Regions from separate parts of the Homo sapiens genome. Here all the other regions are linked to region 1. A link is a contact called in ENCODE Hi-C or POLR2A ChIA-PET data. All regions are on one chromosome and are shown on one strand. The core of a region is the stretch at or near the end of the contact, and the rest is flanking DNA. Distances in the headings are between cores, read along the strand shown.

Evidence for each region. A loop is a pair of places that touch in the nucleus more often than their neighbours do. ChIA-PET counts read pairs that join two places held with the same protein, here RNA polymerase II (POLR2A). Pooled maps may share reads with other maps.
Region 2: a map with no recorded cell type shows a loop between it and region 1 (9-fold over the local background). The contact joins the promoter of CKAP2L here to the promoter of ZC3H6 in region 1. A Hi-C loop is called at or near these places in 2 of 37 single-sample maps with no recorded cell type and 8 of 50 pooled maps.
Region 3: a loop to region 1 is called in a map of PC-9, with 5 times the contacts of the local background. The contact joins the promoter of NT5DC4 here to the promoter of ZC3H6 in region 1. A Hi-C loop is called at or near these places in 2 of 168 maps with a recorded cell type or tissue (HepG2 and PC-9), 2 of 37 single-sample maps with no recorded cell type and 4 of 50 pooled maps. POLR2A ChIA-PET finds 5 or more read pairs at or near these places in 2 of 52 experiments (GM12878 and activated T-cell).
Region 4: a pooled map shows a loop between it and region 1 (6-fold over the local background). The contact joins the enhancer-like site here to the promoter of ZC3H6 in region 1. A Hi-C loop is called at or near these places in 1 of 37 single-sample maps with no recorded cell type and 7 of 50 pooled maps. POLR2A ChIA-PET finds 5 or more read pairs at or near these places in 2 of 52 experiments (SK-N-SH and activated CD4-positive, alpha-beta memory T cell).
Region 5: a pooled map shows a loop between it and region 1 (4-fold over the local background). The contact joins the enhancer-like site here to the promoter of ZC3H6 in region 1. A Hi-C loop is called at or near these places in 1 of 168 maps with a recorded cell type or tissue (naive thymus-derived CD4-positive, alpha-beta T cell) and 6 of 50 pooled maps. POLR2A ChIA-PET finds 5 or more read pairs at or near these places in 1 of 52 experiments (OCI-LY7).

Annotation. Positions count from the first base shown.
Region 1 is chr2:112,274,347-112,277,266 of GRCh38, reverse strand. ZC3H6 (zinc finger CCCH-type containing 6) reads right to left here and starts at 1,670. Exons shown (of 12, transcript NM_198581.3): 1 at 1,241-1,670. The coding sequence starts at 1,272. RefSeq lists a silencer at 901-1,380 and enhancers at 1,571-1,780, 1,396-1,968.
Region 2 is chr2:112,763,165-112,766,084 of GRCh38, reverse strand. It overlaps CKAP2L (cytoskeleton associated protein 2 like), which reads left to right and starts at 1,476. Exons shown (of 9, transcript NM_152515.5): 1 at 1,476-1,523. The coding sequence starts at 1,487. RefSeq lists a silencer at 1,097-1,256 and an enhancer at 1,707-1,846.
Region 3 is chr2:112,719,582-112,722,501 of GRCh38, reverse strand. NT5DC4 (5'-nucleotidase domain containing 4) reads right to left here and starts at 1,482. Exons shown (of 17, transcript NM_001393655.1): 1 at 1,349-1,482; 2 at 611-684; 3 at 399-516; 4 at 224-319; 5 at 1-19. The coding sequence starts at 1,422.
Region 4 is chr2:112,691,044-112,693,963 of GRCh38, reverse strand. No RefSeq gene overlaps it. Among named protein-coding and RNA genes, the nearest start is that of NT5DC4, 29 kb to the left of the region's middle. RefSeq lists enhancers at 1,074-1,313, 732-1,931 and a silencer at 2,664-2,850. Within about 2 kb of position 1,388, at least 16 of the 41 ENCODE cell types and tissues checked have a DNase peak (open chromatin) inside an H3K27ac peak, as active enhancers do.
Region 5 is chr2:112,623,023-112,625,942 of GRCh38, reverse strand. No RefSeq gene overlaps it. Among named protein-coding and RNA genes, the nearest start is that of SLC20A1-DT, 20 kb to the left of the region's middle. RefSeq lists an enhancer at 1,324-1,463. Within about 2 kb of position 1,407, at least 10 of the 41 ENCODE cell types and tissues checked have a DNase peak (open chromatin) inside an H3K27ac peak, as active enhancers do.

The DNA of each region.
Region 1 (2,920 bases), core at 421-2,920:
AAATGTGCCAAGTGCAAGCTTATCATTTTTAAAAGTGCATTTTACTTTCCAAAAATTTTTACACTTTGATTGACGTGCCCTCTGGGAATCTACTTTTATTATTACAATACTGAAGTTGTTGAAATACCATTTTTATCCCTCTCAAGATTGCTAGGTATTTAGATATTTCAAATTTCAGCAGTGTTTGTGATTTTTGCTTCTGGGTTTTAAAAAACGTGTTTAGGATGCTTTACCAAGCCGATCACATTACTACAGATAAAACTTCAGCAATGTATATAGTCTATAGTAAAACGTATATTTTTTCTTACTTCTATTCACAAAGGAGTAATTGTGAGGTTCTAGATTTTCAAATTAATATTCTAAGTAAGAATCAGATGCAATGGATTTTGTTTCAGTAAGTTTAATGAATGAAAGCCCCCCTTTCGCATTATTAAAGATATATACGAATGAAAATTTGAATTATAACCAAAATTTAAGTATGCTACAGTATACTTTGTAAATGTCCCCAAACTCGAATGGAAACAAGAATGTGCCTCTTAAGGCACAGAGCAAAAAATAAAAAATCAGAATCTCAATATTCAAGTGATACACACCATCTAGAAAATTGGGCTAGCCGGAATAATCCATGGAGTTTTTACGTTAGGGTAAAACTGTGCTAAACTAAGTTTCTGCAAAGCCTAAGTATTTTGTGTTAACATATTAAACTTGAAACTTGCCATCTCAAATTCCAAGGGATAAGACTGTATACAACAGATGGCCTTTTGGTGCTGCTTAAAACTTCCCTGAAAACCAAATGTTTATTTTTTTAGAGGTGTTCTCGGTTCTCGGGAAGCAGTCAAATATCAAAACACCCATTCCTGAAAATTCCTGGCTGGTCCTATCTGGCCGGGAGCACCGACACCTGGACGGGCAGAAGCAGGACCTCAGCACCGAGCCGGGACGCTGAGAGCCGCCCGGCGCACACGGAGCCCGCCCGGGGGGCGGGGGGCTCGCACGTGCCCGGCCGGGGGCGGGGCCGGCGCTGGCGAGCAGCGACCCCGGCTCGGGGAGGCGGGCGCGGCCGGGCCGACCTCCCCCGCGGCCGCGATCCAGCAGTTTACATAAGAGTGCGCGTCATGGAACTGACGGAGCCACACAGAGACGTCTAGGTCATGCAGGAGGCGCCCGGCCCCGGCCCGCTCCCGCCGCCCCAGACCCCTCCTCTCATCCGACAGAAAGACAGACAAGAAGGGTTCCCGACCTGTCGTGCCCTGCATGTTCAGAGTCTGTCATGTTTGGTCAAGAACGGGGCGGGGCTGGAGGGCAGGTCTGCGAGGCCGGCGGCGGCGGGGCGCGGGGAAGACCCCCCGCGCCGCCTGCGGGAACCTGCTCCCGGCCGCCGCCGACAGGTGACGAAGTGGTAAAAACTCACGGTTACTAGTGAGCGACACAGACACAGACTTTCCAGTCTATTAACAACCACGCCAGAGAGATGGGGCTCTAACTGCAAACACTGGGCAACGGCCCCGCGCTGCCGGCGCTGCCGCTCTAGTCTCTATTCGCCGCCGGTGGCTGTGGCGTGGGAGCGGGCGGGCGGCGTGCAGCGACGCGGGGATTTGGACAGTGGCCGTAACGGTGATTTCTCCTCACCAACATGGCGGCACCCGAAACAGGCGGCTCGAGAAAATGGCGCCGGCCGCAACACCTTGCCCGGGACTAAAGGGCAAGAGAGATTCCTCCGCGAGCCGCGGCCCTTGCCCAGCCCGCCGGGGCCGAGCGCGTTGACCATTGGAGGAGAGTGCCCGTCAATCACCTGCAGGGGCGGGTCTTCGCCCTTCTCTGTGCAGCGGCGGAGGCGGCAGCCTAGTGGCGGGGCCGGGCGGCGAGAGACGCGGCCGGATGGCTCCTCGAGTGTCTGCAGGAGGGGGAGGCAGCCCACGGGACCTACGAGGGCCACCAGCGCTTCTGCTCCCGGCGCAGTACGGGCCGCGGTTTTTCCTGCGAGACGCCCGCCGCCCGAGGAGTTCCAGACGCACCAAGCAAACGGGCCCCAAAACCGTTAGCCGAGGCGGGCAGGGGTGGGATAACAAAGAACAAGGCGGCTGTAGAGTCCTTAAATTTTTTTGTGAAAACCTTTGTTCTTGTAATAATAGGGAAATGCAGTTTCTCCTTCACAGTTGTAGCAAGTATCTGTTTTTGTAACGTTTAGTGTTCAGAATCATGTTTTAAGGAAAATAGCTTGCCATGCAGTTTTTTCTTGTATTTGCTGTTAAATTTACCCAATTATTACTTAAATAGGAATAGCTATTGAAATAATTATATAAACGTTACTTTATTTCGTAATAATATTAACATGTAAAATGTATGCGAGTATTTTATAAATACTATTAGGCATGCCTTTTTTTTTTTTTTTTTTTTTTTTTTTTTTTTTTTTTTCTGAGATGGAGTCTCCTCTGTCGCCCAGGCTGGAGTGCAGTGTCGCGCTCTCGGCTCACTGCAACCTCTGCCTCCTGGGTTCAAGCAATTTTCCTGCCTCAGCCTCCCGAGTAGCTGGGACTGCAGGCACGCGCCACCACGCCTGGCTAATTTTTGTATTTTTAGTAGAGATGGGGTTTCCCCATTTTGGCCAGGCTGGTCTCGAACTCCTGACTTCAGGTGATCCGCCCTCCTGGGTCTCCCAAAGTGCTGGGGTTACAGCCGTGAGCCACCGCGCCCGACCATGCATGAGTTTTTTATACTTATGAAGTGACCTTAAAAAATTTTTAAATGACAAGTCAGTGTTTTGGCCTATTTAATATATTAGTCCTGAAGGAAAGTTCCTTGCTTTTTACTAAAATGATAGACTCAATGATTAATCCAAATATCTGACTTAATTTGTCTTTCCTTAATAATACATTTTACTAATACATAAATGGAATGCATTCAAAAACAATTGCAATGA
Region 2 (2,920 bases), core at 227-2,726, 490 kb before region 1:
GCCAACAGGTGCCCAGATATGACTGCCCCTCCACACACGACTTCTCCAGCATCCATGGAAGAGGAACCTTCATACACAAGGAGCCAAAAGCATTTTCCAGACCTCTTTAAGAAACTGGAGAATAGATGAAACAGGACAAACTTCAAAAGAAAAAAAATTTAGGATTAAAACAAGGGGAATGAAGTGTGTCTAGGGATTCAGGACAACGAGGCCTGCGATCTCCTAGTAACTAGGAGAAACTAGGCCTGCGTTTCTCCGTTAGCCTTATGGCCTTATAGTCAGCTGATCAGGTGAAATCGAAAATATACCTTGAACAAGAGATCACCGTGAGAGGAGTAAGGCAGTTTCTCAAAAAATTAAAAATAGAATTGCCGTTTGATCCAACAATACCACTTCGTGGTATATACCCAAAAGAATGAAAAGGAGAGTCTCAAAGAGTTATTTGTGCATTCATGTTCATATTATTATTCACAATAGCCAAAAAGTGGAAGCAACTCAAGTGTCCGGAGAGGGATGGACCAAGAAGCAAAATGTGGCATCTCCACACAACGAAATGCTATTCCCCCTTAAAAGGAAAGGAAATTCTGACACATGCTACACATGGATGAACCTTGAATACTTTATGCTAAGTGAAACAAGCCAGTCACAGAACAAATACTGCATGATTCTACTTATATGGCACCTACAGTTGTCAAATCCATAGAGACAGAAACTAGAATGGTGATTGCCTGGGGCTGGGGGAGGGAGGAGTGCGGAGTTAGTGACGGGTACAGGGTTTCATTTGGGAAGATGAAAAAGTTCTGGAAAGGACAGTAGTGGTGGCTGTGCCACAATGTGAGGGTACTTAATACCACTAAACTGCACATTTTTGAAAAATTTAACACTTTAAAATGGTTAAAATGGTATATGTGATGTTATGCATATTTTACCACAATTAAACGAGCCACCCTGCAGTACTAAGAACTAGGAGCCTTTAGATGCATAAGACCCATATGTCCTCTTTATAATATTATTTTTTCACAGCTCCTGTGAGTCTGAGACTTTGAAAGGACAGAATCAGGTAGCGGCCCCAGCATCCTGGGAGGACCGCCCTGTCTCTCCGCCCAGGGACTCCCGGCGCGCCAACCCCAGCTGGATTCAGCGTAACCGCCCCCCAACCACCAGCCCGGCTGAGGCCCCCACGGAGGGTCCCACGCCCACTCGGAGGCGCACTCACAGGCGCACTCAGAGGCGGGCGGCGCCGCGCCCCGAGGAAGCCGCCCTCAATGCCGAGGTGCGCTGCACGTTCTTCCAATCAAAGGGCCCCAAGGTCGGGTTCTCAAGGCCAGAGCCAACCGCAAAGAGCCTATTGCCTGTTGTCCCGCCCTCCCGTGCTGACGACTAGCGAGTTTCAAACCCGCAGGAGCCAATGAGGACGCGTGGACGCGCGGCACGCCGGTCCTGGCTACAGGCGCGGCGTTTGAAGAAAAACTGTCACTGAAGAGTCATGGTGGGGCCCGGGCCTACCGCTGCTGCCGCTGTCGGTGAGTACGACCGCTGTTCCCGTTATTCTCAGGCGTTGGAACACGGCCGGGGAAGTAGGAGGCCACCGAGTGAGTTCGTCCCGCGGGAGGTGCCCGTCCGCTCGCCTGCCTAAGTTTCCCCTGGGCGTTTTCCATCCCGGGAGCGCAGACGGGACCCCCAGGTAGACGTCTGGGTCCTGGGCGGGGGAGGCTGTGCGCAGGCCCAGATACCTCACGGGCGTATTTCCAGAAAGCCCTGCAGCAGCCTTGCAAAGAGATGTCATTGTCACCACGTTCCGGATAAAGAAACTGAGGCCCCTTGCTCGGGTTTTCACCAGCAGTGGGAAGCTGCGCGCTGTTTTGATCCACATTTGGCTCCAGGCAGAGCCGGGCGTGGTCCTCTGTGCCAGGAGGCGGGGTCTGGCCGAAGCCCGGGTCTCCTGCCTCTGGCGGGGCTCTCACTCCACACCTCTCAGCCTGCGGTGGTTAGAAGTTGATTGGTTAAATCTGCACCCAGGGCTAAGGCTTCTGCGTTCCCTAATCTCTTAGATGTGCTTGGAGCCCTTTCCTACCTTTCAAAATACTCCTGCTCAGATGCCACTTTCTCCAAGATACGCACCGTTGTTTTGTTTCATCCATTATTCCTGTTGATGCCTACGAGGTCCTAGGCACTTTACATAACAAGCTTTAAAGATGGCATTTCTGTCCGCCTTATAGGCTTAGCAGCAGCAAAGTTTGCTAATTTGCTAGAAGTCACGGAGGTGGGACTCCAACCCCCTATGTCAGCCCCTACGCTCTACATTGCCCGCCAAGCTGTCTCTAAGGATAGATACATGAGCATCAGAGAGCAAAACAGGGCAACTCCGTTCAGATGAGGTTAAGAGTCGTTTGGCACCCCTGTCGTCTTTTTGTCTTCCTTCACATCATTATTTACTTTTAACCTTTTCTAGCCACCTACTCCCCTCATTTATGCCCTACCTCTGAACTCCCATACTTCTTTTCGTCTCTTATGGCCCTTAGATTTTACCTTATACTGTAATTGTTGCTGTGTTGATTTTATCTCCACTACTAGTTTGAAAGTTCTTGAAGGCAGAAATTATTGACTTGTCATCCCCTCACAAATGGCTTGCGTAGAAAGTCACCATAGTATAGGTGTCTGCCGTGAGCAGACCGGGCGTATTTTATCCTTAGTACCAACAAAGGAAGCCATATAAGGGTTTGTGGGTAAAAATCATCATCCCTGTAAAAAAACAAAAGACGTAAGACCAGGCCTGGCTCACCAGCTCAGGTGGGCCAGTAACAGAAATTCTTCAAAACAGACTGTTGTAGCTGAGAACAGTGGCTGTGAGCTCCAGGGTTAGAAAAGCCTGTTTTCAAGTCCTGGAATTGCCACATATTAGCTGGGTAACTTTGGGCAT
Region 3 (2,920 bases), core at 233-2,732, 450 kb before region 1:
TGCCCTGAGGAGGGGTAGGCTGGGTGCAGCCAATGACCCCTCCCCAGTGCCTCCTGGAGGCCTGTCCAGGCTCTGGCCATCCCTTCCAACCACCACGCATCCCTTCTGTGCTGAGCCTCCACCGTGGGCCTGCGTCCTTCCTCCCTCCCTCCCTCTGTCCTCCCCCAAGGTGAGCAGTCCTCCCCTCCTGGCCTGCCACTCTCCCGGCACCTTTGTCCCTTACTCCGAGAGGAAGGTGAAGCCATAGGCACCCAGCAGCACATTCCCGTGGGCGTCCACCTTCAGCAGGTTCCCATAGAGTTCATCGAACACCAGCCGCCTGCAGACGGGGGGTCGGGGGGCACTGTGGGTGGGGGTACCAAGGCCGGGTGGCCTCCCACCTGTCCTGAGCCACACACCTGGTGGGGAAGGTGGGGTCGTAGGTGTAGCGCAGGATCTCATGCGGGTACCCAATGCACACCAGGCGCTCCAGCAGCAGCTCGAAGGTCAGGGCCTCATAAGCTGGGGACTTGTAGGCTGCAGAGGCCCGGACAGAATCAGGGCTTTGGTGCCCAGCTGCCCACCCCTGCTCCCTCCAGCTCCCAATACGCTGTGTTCCAGCCCTCTCTACCAGCCAGAGTGTAGTCCATGTCGAAGCCAAAGCAACGAATCTTCCCCAGCGCCAGGCTGCGGTTGACAAAAATCCTGGGGAGAGAGAGGAGGATGTTGGCATCAGTCCACCAGCCCCCCAGAATCCAAGGCCCAAGGACAGAGGGGGTGGAAACCCCGCAGAGGAGGGCAGAGCACCCCCTGCAGCTGCAGAAAGCACAGGGGAAGCAGGTCAGGCCAAGCCAGGGCCCTGCCTGGACCCATGTGTGTCTGAAGGCAAGTGTGAGTGTGCATGTAAGCATGTGTGAGCATGTGTGCAAGCGTGCATCTGAGTGTGTGCGGGCAATCAGCCGCTTGCTGTCCCACCATGCAGGCATGTTATAGGCATCCAACCCTGTAAGAAAGTAGGTGCAGTTGTTGGTGTGAGGGTTGTCACCTTCTGAAATGGGACCCCAGTGTCCAAATTCAGAGATGATGTGTTTGTCACAATTGGATAGCACATGTCACTGTGTCCGTGGTGAAGGGGAGAGATCTTCGTGGAGGGAAGGAAGTGAAGAGGACCTCCCGCCGGAGTGTGTGTGGTCAGTTCCCTGATGGGTTGTTACAGCTATGGAAGTGCGTCCCTTGTGAGTGCAAGTGTACGTCTGCATTTTGGGAGTCCCCATAGCTGTGTATTTAAAGGAGCCCCTGTGTGCTGCTGTGGCGTGTGGGGTGTTTATGGGCTGAGACCCCTGGCCCCCACCCCAGGTGCCCATCTCACCGCTGGTGCCAGTCCTGCTTCGGGCCTTGAGGGGAGACCAGTCCCTCCGGCTCTCTCCAGTCTACACTGGCCATCGTCACCCAGAGTGAGGAGGAGGCAAGTGTCCCTTCCTCAGCCTCCTGCACACTATCAGTGGGGCCCAGCCACTCTCCTCTCCCTCAGAAGCTTCAGGCACCACTGACCCAGCTGGCCCCACCCTGTGCTCCCATCTCCCCCGAGCCCCTTTGAGGGAGGAGTCAGCCAGGACAGGCTCTGGTATCCCATCCTTTTCTCTAGAGCAAAAGCAGCAAGGATCTAGGAAGAGCAATTCATGTCCACTGCACCCTCCTCATTCCTAGGGCTTATGCATCCATGGACCTCAGCGGCCTGGAGAGTAGCGGAGAACCCAGAATGAGGCAAATGACGGGATACAAAGTCAGGAGGCTCCGTACTGTACTCATGATAAAAGAAATAACTCAGTACTCTTGCTTTATGCACAATTCTGACACATTTGGTTATCAAATTTCCCAGCTCAAGGCCATTTAGAGAAGACATTGCTAGAAGCATGCCAAGGGCTATAAGAATTGGGAAGATAACTGGGATCTCAGAATGGGGGGGTGGCAGAAAGTACAAAAGGAAGTGTCAAAAAGCAGAACCACTGGGGCCATTTAGTGTAGAGTTCTAAATACTCCCTGAGGGCCCATACCACTGGCTCCACAACCAAGCATGTGACTTCCATTTGGAGCGGTGACCTGGATCATCCAGAAAGACTTAACTGAAGTGCCAGGCCCTCTTTTAAAAAGAAAGACAAGGCTGGGCACAGTGGCTCACGCCTGTAATCCCAGCACTTTGGGAGGCCAAGGTGGGTGGATACGTGGTCAGGAGATCAAGACCAGCCTGGCCAAGATGGTGAAACCCTGTCTCTACTAAAAATACGAAGAAAAAAAAAATTGCCCTCTTGGGAGCCTGAGGCAGGAGAAAAAAAAAATTAGCCTCTTGGCAGCTTCTCGGGAGGCTGAGGCAGGAGAATTGCTTGAACCCAGGGGTTGGAGGTTGCAATGAGCCGAGATTGCTGCACTCCAGGCTGGGCAACAGAGTGAGATCCTGTCAATAAAAAGGGAAAGAAAAAGGAAGAAAGAAGGAAGGAAGGAAGGAAGGAAGGGAAAAGAAAAGAAAAGAAAAGAAAAAGAAAGAAAGAAAGAAAGAAAGAAAGAAAGAAAGAAAGAAAGAAAGAAAGAAAGAAAGAAAGAGAAAGAAAGAAAGAAAGAAAAAGAAAGAAAGAAAGGAAAGAAAGAAAGAGAAAGAAAGGAGGGAGGGAGGGAGGGAGGGAGGGAAGGAAGGAAGGAAGGGAAAGGAAAGGAAATGAAGAAAAGGAAAGGAAGAAAGAAAAGGGCCTGGCGCAGTGGCTCACACCTGTAATCCCAGCACTTTGGGAGGCCAAGGCGGGCAGATCACTAGGTCGGGAGTTTGAGACAAGCCTGGCCAGCACGGTGAAACCCCATCTCTACTAACAATACCAAGATTAACCAGGCATGGTTGCGCATGCCTGTAATCCCAGCTACTCAGGAGGCTGAGGTGGGAGAACCACTTGAA
Region 4 (2,920 bases), core at 139-2,638, 420 kb before region 1:
CTGGGACCATCTCATTTATCTATTTACCTGCTACCAATTTTAGCGCCAGGTTTGCTCTCACTCTATGCAGCAACTACAGATGTACAGCAACGGGCACCTCTGCGCCTGCTCCGCTTTCCTGCCTCGTTTCCATGAAGACATGGCTGGGGGCTTTGGGGACAGGGAGGTGTGTGTAAGGGGTGCCTGGGAAGCGCAGGGCGGAGCAGGAATGCTGGCACTCCACTCCTTTCCTGCCCCTCCAGCCTCACTTCCGGGTCATTCCTTCCCTCGCCCACTTTGACCCATTCTCCAGACAGCAGGAGAGACCTGATGTGGATGAGAGAATTGGTGTTTAGAAAAATCAAACACCTTGCTTAAGGTGGCTCAGTAGTAAATTGGAAACCGGGCCTCAAATTCAGATTTTCTGATTTGTTTTTCTTCTTCTGGAGCCAGCAGGCCGGTGTCTCATCCTCTTACTGCTTGGTCTTTGCTGGGTCTGAGTTATGAACAAATCCAAATGATAGTGCCTGGATTTTAATGGGGTCACAATTTAAATATTTTCATCTTCTCAAGGGATCTAAAGATCCTATATTAACCCAGGCTGGTAAAATAGCTAGTGCTAAGTAGGGAGAACTTTCTGGAACTCTCAAATTGCAGCATCTTGGTGTTCAGTAGCTGAACCATCAAGCCCAGGTCCATGCACTCATTCCCTTCCTTAGCGCCCCTGCCCACTCTGCCAGTGACTCATCCTCCCACACCTTCCCTCTTCTCTCCTGTGCCCATTTGCTCCCCAACCAGCTTTGCCACACCAGGGCTCTCCTGCCTGCCCTCAGGGTGACAAGAGGCAGAAGTCACAGGACTGGGGAGAAACTGACCCCAATTACTGAGGATGAAATGGTTCCAGCATCTCAGTGAGGCATCTCATTGAGGTGAGACAGGGCTTTGGAGGGACAATGAAGGTGTACTTGGGTTGGGGGATGCAGAGCTTTAGCTGGCTCTGGTTGCAGCTCCCAGGTGGGCATGGAAGTGAGGGAGGTATGGGATGGGTCAAGGGGGTCTCTACCTAACAGGAAGCCAGAATGGTGGAGGGGCTGGGAGGACAGCACAGGAGGAGTACAGACCACACTGGACCAAGGCAGGAGAAGCTGGGCAGATATGGGCCCTGAGGAGTAGGGAGGGAGTTGCTGTTGTTACAGTTGCCGCCTGGCTGCAGAAGCCAGAGGTCAAGTTCAGGCATGCTGGTTTCTAGGGAGATGAGCTCATGAGCTCTGATGCTCACTCCGCAGGAACCTCCAGCATGAGTCAGCATCAGCTAGGTTTCTCTGGTTCTAGCCTCACTCCTCGCAGCAGTCAAAGTCCAGGAGAGAGGATGTGGTTGGCCCAGATAGAGTCACACGCCCTGGCAATCTGGCGGGTGAGGGATGCTTCCCCTGAGGAGGCACCTGACCTGGACAGGTGACTCCCTGGAAGGAGGTGGGGCTGCTGCATCTGGGAAAAGGAGTAAATGCTGAGAGGTAAGATGACTAAAAATCATTCCAGTCCGATAGTGAAAGGACTGGCCTTTGAATCCATCCCTAAACTTGAGGATTTGATTTGCTCAGTGGCTTTAAAAATATCTAAAAGATATTGTGTCAAATTGCCAAACAACTCCCAGGCACTTCCTCTGCCTTAGCCATTTCTGGGGCTTTCATCAAGTCTATAGCTCCAGGTAATGGTCCAGCTGCTGATCCTTGTGGAATGAGACATGCGAAGCTCTGTGTATGAGTTACTGTTTGGGTTGTGACATTTCTCACTGCAGATTTCCTGCCAAGCCTCACTCCCAGGTTCTACATCCACCCACGAGGCATATAGAGACTTCTCTGGAAGCAGGCGCTGGGAGGCCCATCCAGCCCACTGTGACTTCACACCCAGGAGTGTTAAAAACTAGAATTCTCCTCCAGCTGGGCTAAGCAACATCCCTACTTAACACAGACGAGTAATACACATGCACCAGGGTGCAGTACTGTTTCAGTTACTAAAGGCTCCCAACAACCTAATGGCCATCAGGGGAAGATGTACTAAATAAATCATGGTGAGCCATCTAGCATGCTTCCAGGAAAAAAAAAAAAAAAAGAAGAAATCATGGTTCATTCACTGTTCAGCCATCTAACATAATAAGGCAGCACTCTGTATGAAAATGGAGTGATCCCTTATCTGTGCTGTTCAAAGTAAGGTGCCAAACATTGGGCAGACTACGACATCCCTTGTGTAAAAACTGCACACATATTTTAGGCCTGCTCATATGTATATGAGCACACATATAAAGCCGAAGTGTTCAGTTTCCCCACCACCCTCTAAGGAATCAGGGAACTCCACAAGGCAGTAGAAAAAGCAGACGGTAGGATGGAGAGTCAAGGAGAGAGGGGACCTAAGAGAAAGAGAGAGGAAGACACTTGGGGGTCAGAGAAAAAACAGTTTTTTTAGGAAGCTTTGTAGGGTGGTATTGTAGAAGGCAATTTTCATTCTTTCGAGCCACCCAGCGTCTGATCCTCTGTCTGTTAAAGGAACCCCGTCTTCAGAAGGCAGAATTCCCTTCACAGCAGAAGCTGAAAATGCCAGAGACTCATGTCCTCAGTTTTCCTTGCAGGGAGGGTTGGGACTCGTGACTCCACCAATCAAATGTACTCACCCTGTGTCTGAATCAGAAATTAGTCACATGAGCCTGGGCAACATGGTGAGAAACCGTCTCCACAGTAAAATACAAAAATTAGCTGGGCGTGGTGGTGCGTGCCTGTGGTCCCAGCTACTTGGGAGGCTGAGGTGGGAGGATTGCCTGAGCCTGGGAGGTTGAGGCTACAGTGAGCCGAGACCCTGTCTCAAAAAAAGAAAGAAAAAGAAATTAGTCACATGAGGCACTCTGTAAAACCCACTCAGTCCATGAGGTGGCAGTGGTGGCAATACC
Region 5 (2,920 bases), core at 158-2,657, 350 kb before region 1:
GGGCATGGCTTCTCCTAGTTCCTCAGCCCCAACCCAGGTTCCTGCTGAGATGAGCACAAATCCCCCTTTTCTCTCATCATTTCCTTCTGCCTTCCCTTTGAACACCTGGATTCTTGTTCCACCTTGAGCTCACTGGACTTAGAGATATTCTCTCCTTCCTGAGGCAGCCACAGGGTGTTTCTAGCCCACTTCACTATTAACTGTTGTTACTTGACACATGGGCACGTGTCCATGGGGTGGGGTGGGCAGCAGGAAGGGCTGGGAACTTCTGGTTTCTAGGAGGGAACTCTGGGGCCCCCCTAGGGTTGTCCTGGGATAGGACCAGGCCCAGTTTGGGGCTGGGGTAGGGCTGCATGAGACTGAGCTGAATGCCCCATCAAAGATGAACGTTTCTTCAAGCATATTTCAGGCGTTCTCACTTAGCTCTACACAATGATCTCACCAGATTTGGGGAGGGGGAATGGGGCTCCCTCAGGTTTTTCCTATTATACCTATTTCTCTTCCAATTTATATTTCCTAATCAACAATAGAGATCTGTTTTTGATTAGCTAGATGAGATACATAGGAAAAATTCGGCTGGGCGCTGTGGCTCACACCTGTAATCCCAGCACTTTGGGAGGCTGAGTCGGGTGGATCACAAGGTCAAGAGTTCAAGACCAGCCTGGCCAACATGGCCAACATGGTGAAACCCTCCCCCACTCCCGCCCTGTCCCTACTAAAAATACAAAAATGAGCCGGGCATGGTGATGCATGCCTGTAATCTCAGCTACTCGGGAGGCTGAGACAGGAGAATTGCTTGAACCCCGGAGGCAGAGGTTGCAGTGAGCCAAGATTGCGCCAGTGCACTCCAGCCTGGGTGACACAGCAAGACTCCATCTCAAAAAAAAAAAAAAAAAAAGGAAAAATTCAAAGAGCTATAGAGTCAGTAAAAAGTTTTAGTTGCCCCACCCATTCCTCCATTTCCCTTGCCCAGAGACAGTCTGCTGCCATTTTCTTGTGGATCCTTCTAGAAACAGTATCATGAACATAGTTATATGTATATAGGCATGCATTCAGTCAGTATTTGAACACCTGCTATGATTCAGTTACTGTTCTTCTATAAAACATATAAAAATCCTTGTTCTAGAGAACCTATATTCTAACAGGAGGCAAGGAGTCAGAGAATAAATGAGGTAAATCAAATATATGACATGTTAGATGTTGATACATGCAATGGAAAAAACTTACACAGGGTAGGTGAGTTGGGGTGTGGTCCCGAGTGCCTTTCCCCTGGGCTGCCTCTCCTCACCCTGAGAAACCTGGGGCCACACAGCTGGTGCAGCTCTCAATTCTGGTTTCTCACACGCAGGAACCCCACCCTGCCCTGGTGAGTCACGCCTTCACTTGGCTTCCTGATGTTGGAGGGCAGGCCTCCCTTACTGCCTCAAGGCTGTTCATCATCTTCAGCTTATATCCTGGGTCAACGTTGATGACTACTTTGCTGGCTTTAATTAAGTGGTCTATGGGCCAGGAGAATAAGGATCAACATCATCTGGGGACTTGTCAGAAATGCAAATTCTCAGGCCCCACCCCAATACTACTGGATCAGAAACTCTAGGTTGGGGTCCAGCAATCTGCGTGGTTTTTGTTTTAGTTGATGTTATTGTTTTAGAGACAGGGTCTTGCTAGGCCGCCCAGGCTGGAGTGCAGTGGCTATTCACAGGCACAATCATAGCATGCTGTAGCCTCAAACTCCAGGGCTCAAAAGATCCTTCTGCCTCAGCCTCCCAAGTAGCTAGGACTACAGGCGCACCCTACTGCGCCCAGCTGAGCAATCTGTGTTTTAAAAAGCCTTCCGGATAGCTCTGATGCATGATAAAGCTTTTATGAACCTCTGCTCTGCGGAAATGCCTTACCATCTCACATGCCTACCAGCTATGGTCATAAGCACACATTTTATATAATCGTACCAAGTTTTGAAAAATCTTTTCCAAGTTAAATCCTAGACAGGTGTACAAATTATATGTTAAGAAGTAACAGATAAATCTTACAGCCCAATTATTTGAAAATAAGAATCAAGTCATTTGAGTCTGGGCCTTCGAAATTTGACATGTAAGAATATTCATAGAAAATTGACTTAGTCCTAAATTCTTATCCCTAAATCCTGTTTTGTTTTGTTTTTTAATTTTTTTTTAAATTTTTTTTGGTTTTTTTTTTTTGAGTCAGAGTCTCGCTCTGTCGCCCAGGCTGGAGTGCAATGGCACAATCTCAGCTCACTGCAACCTCTGCCTCCCGGGTTCAAGCAATTCTCCTCGCACCTCAGCCTTTTGAGTAGCTGGGATTACAGGCGCCCGCCATCATGCCCGGCTAATTTTTGCATTTTTAGTAGAGATAGAGTTTCACCATATTGGCCAGGCTGGTCTCGAACTCCTGACCTCATGATCTGCCCACCTAGGCCTCCCCAAGTGCTGGGATTACAGGTGTGAACCACTGCACCCAGCCCCAAATCCTGTTATCTAAAAGATGACAAAATTTGAGCCTAGGCAACATATCAAGACCCCATCTCTACAAATTTTTTTTAAGAAATAGCCAGGTGGCTGGGCGTGGTGCCTCACCCTGTAATCCCAGTACTTTGGGAGGCAAAGGTGGGTGGATTACGAGGTCAGGAGTTCAAGACCAGCCTGACCAATATACTAAAAATACAAAAATTAGCTGAGCATGGTGGCACACGCCTGTAGTCCCAGCTGCTTGGGAGGTTGAGGCAGGAGAATCACTTGGACCTGGGAAGTGGAGGTTGCAGTGAGCCGAGATCAAGCCACCGCACTCCAGCCTGGGTGACAGAGCGAGACTCCGTCTCAAAAAAAAAAAAAAAAAAAAGAAAAGAAAAGAGAAAAGAAATAGTAAGGCATGGTGGTGCATGCTTATAGTCCCAGCTACTCAG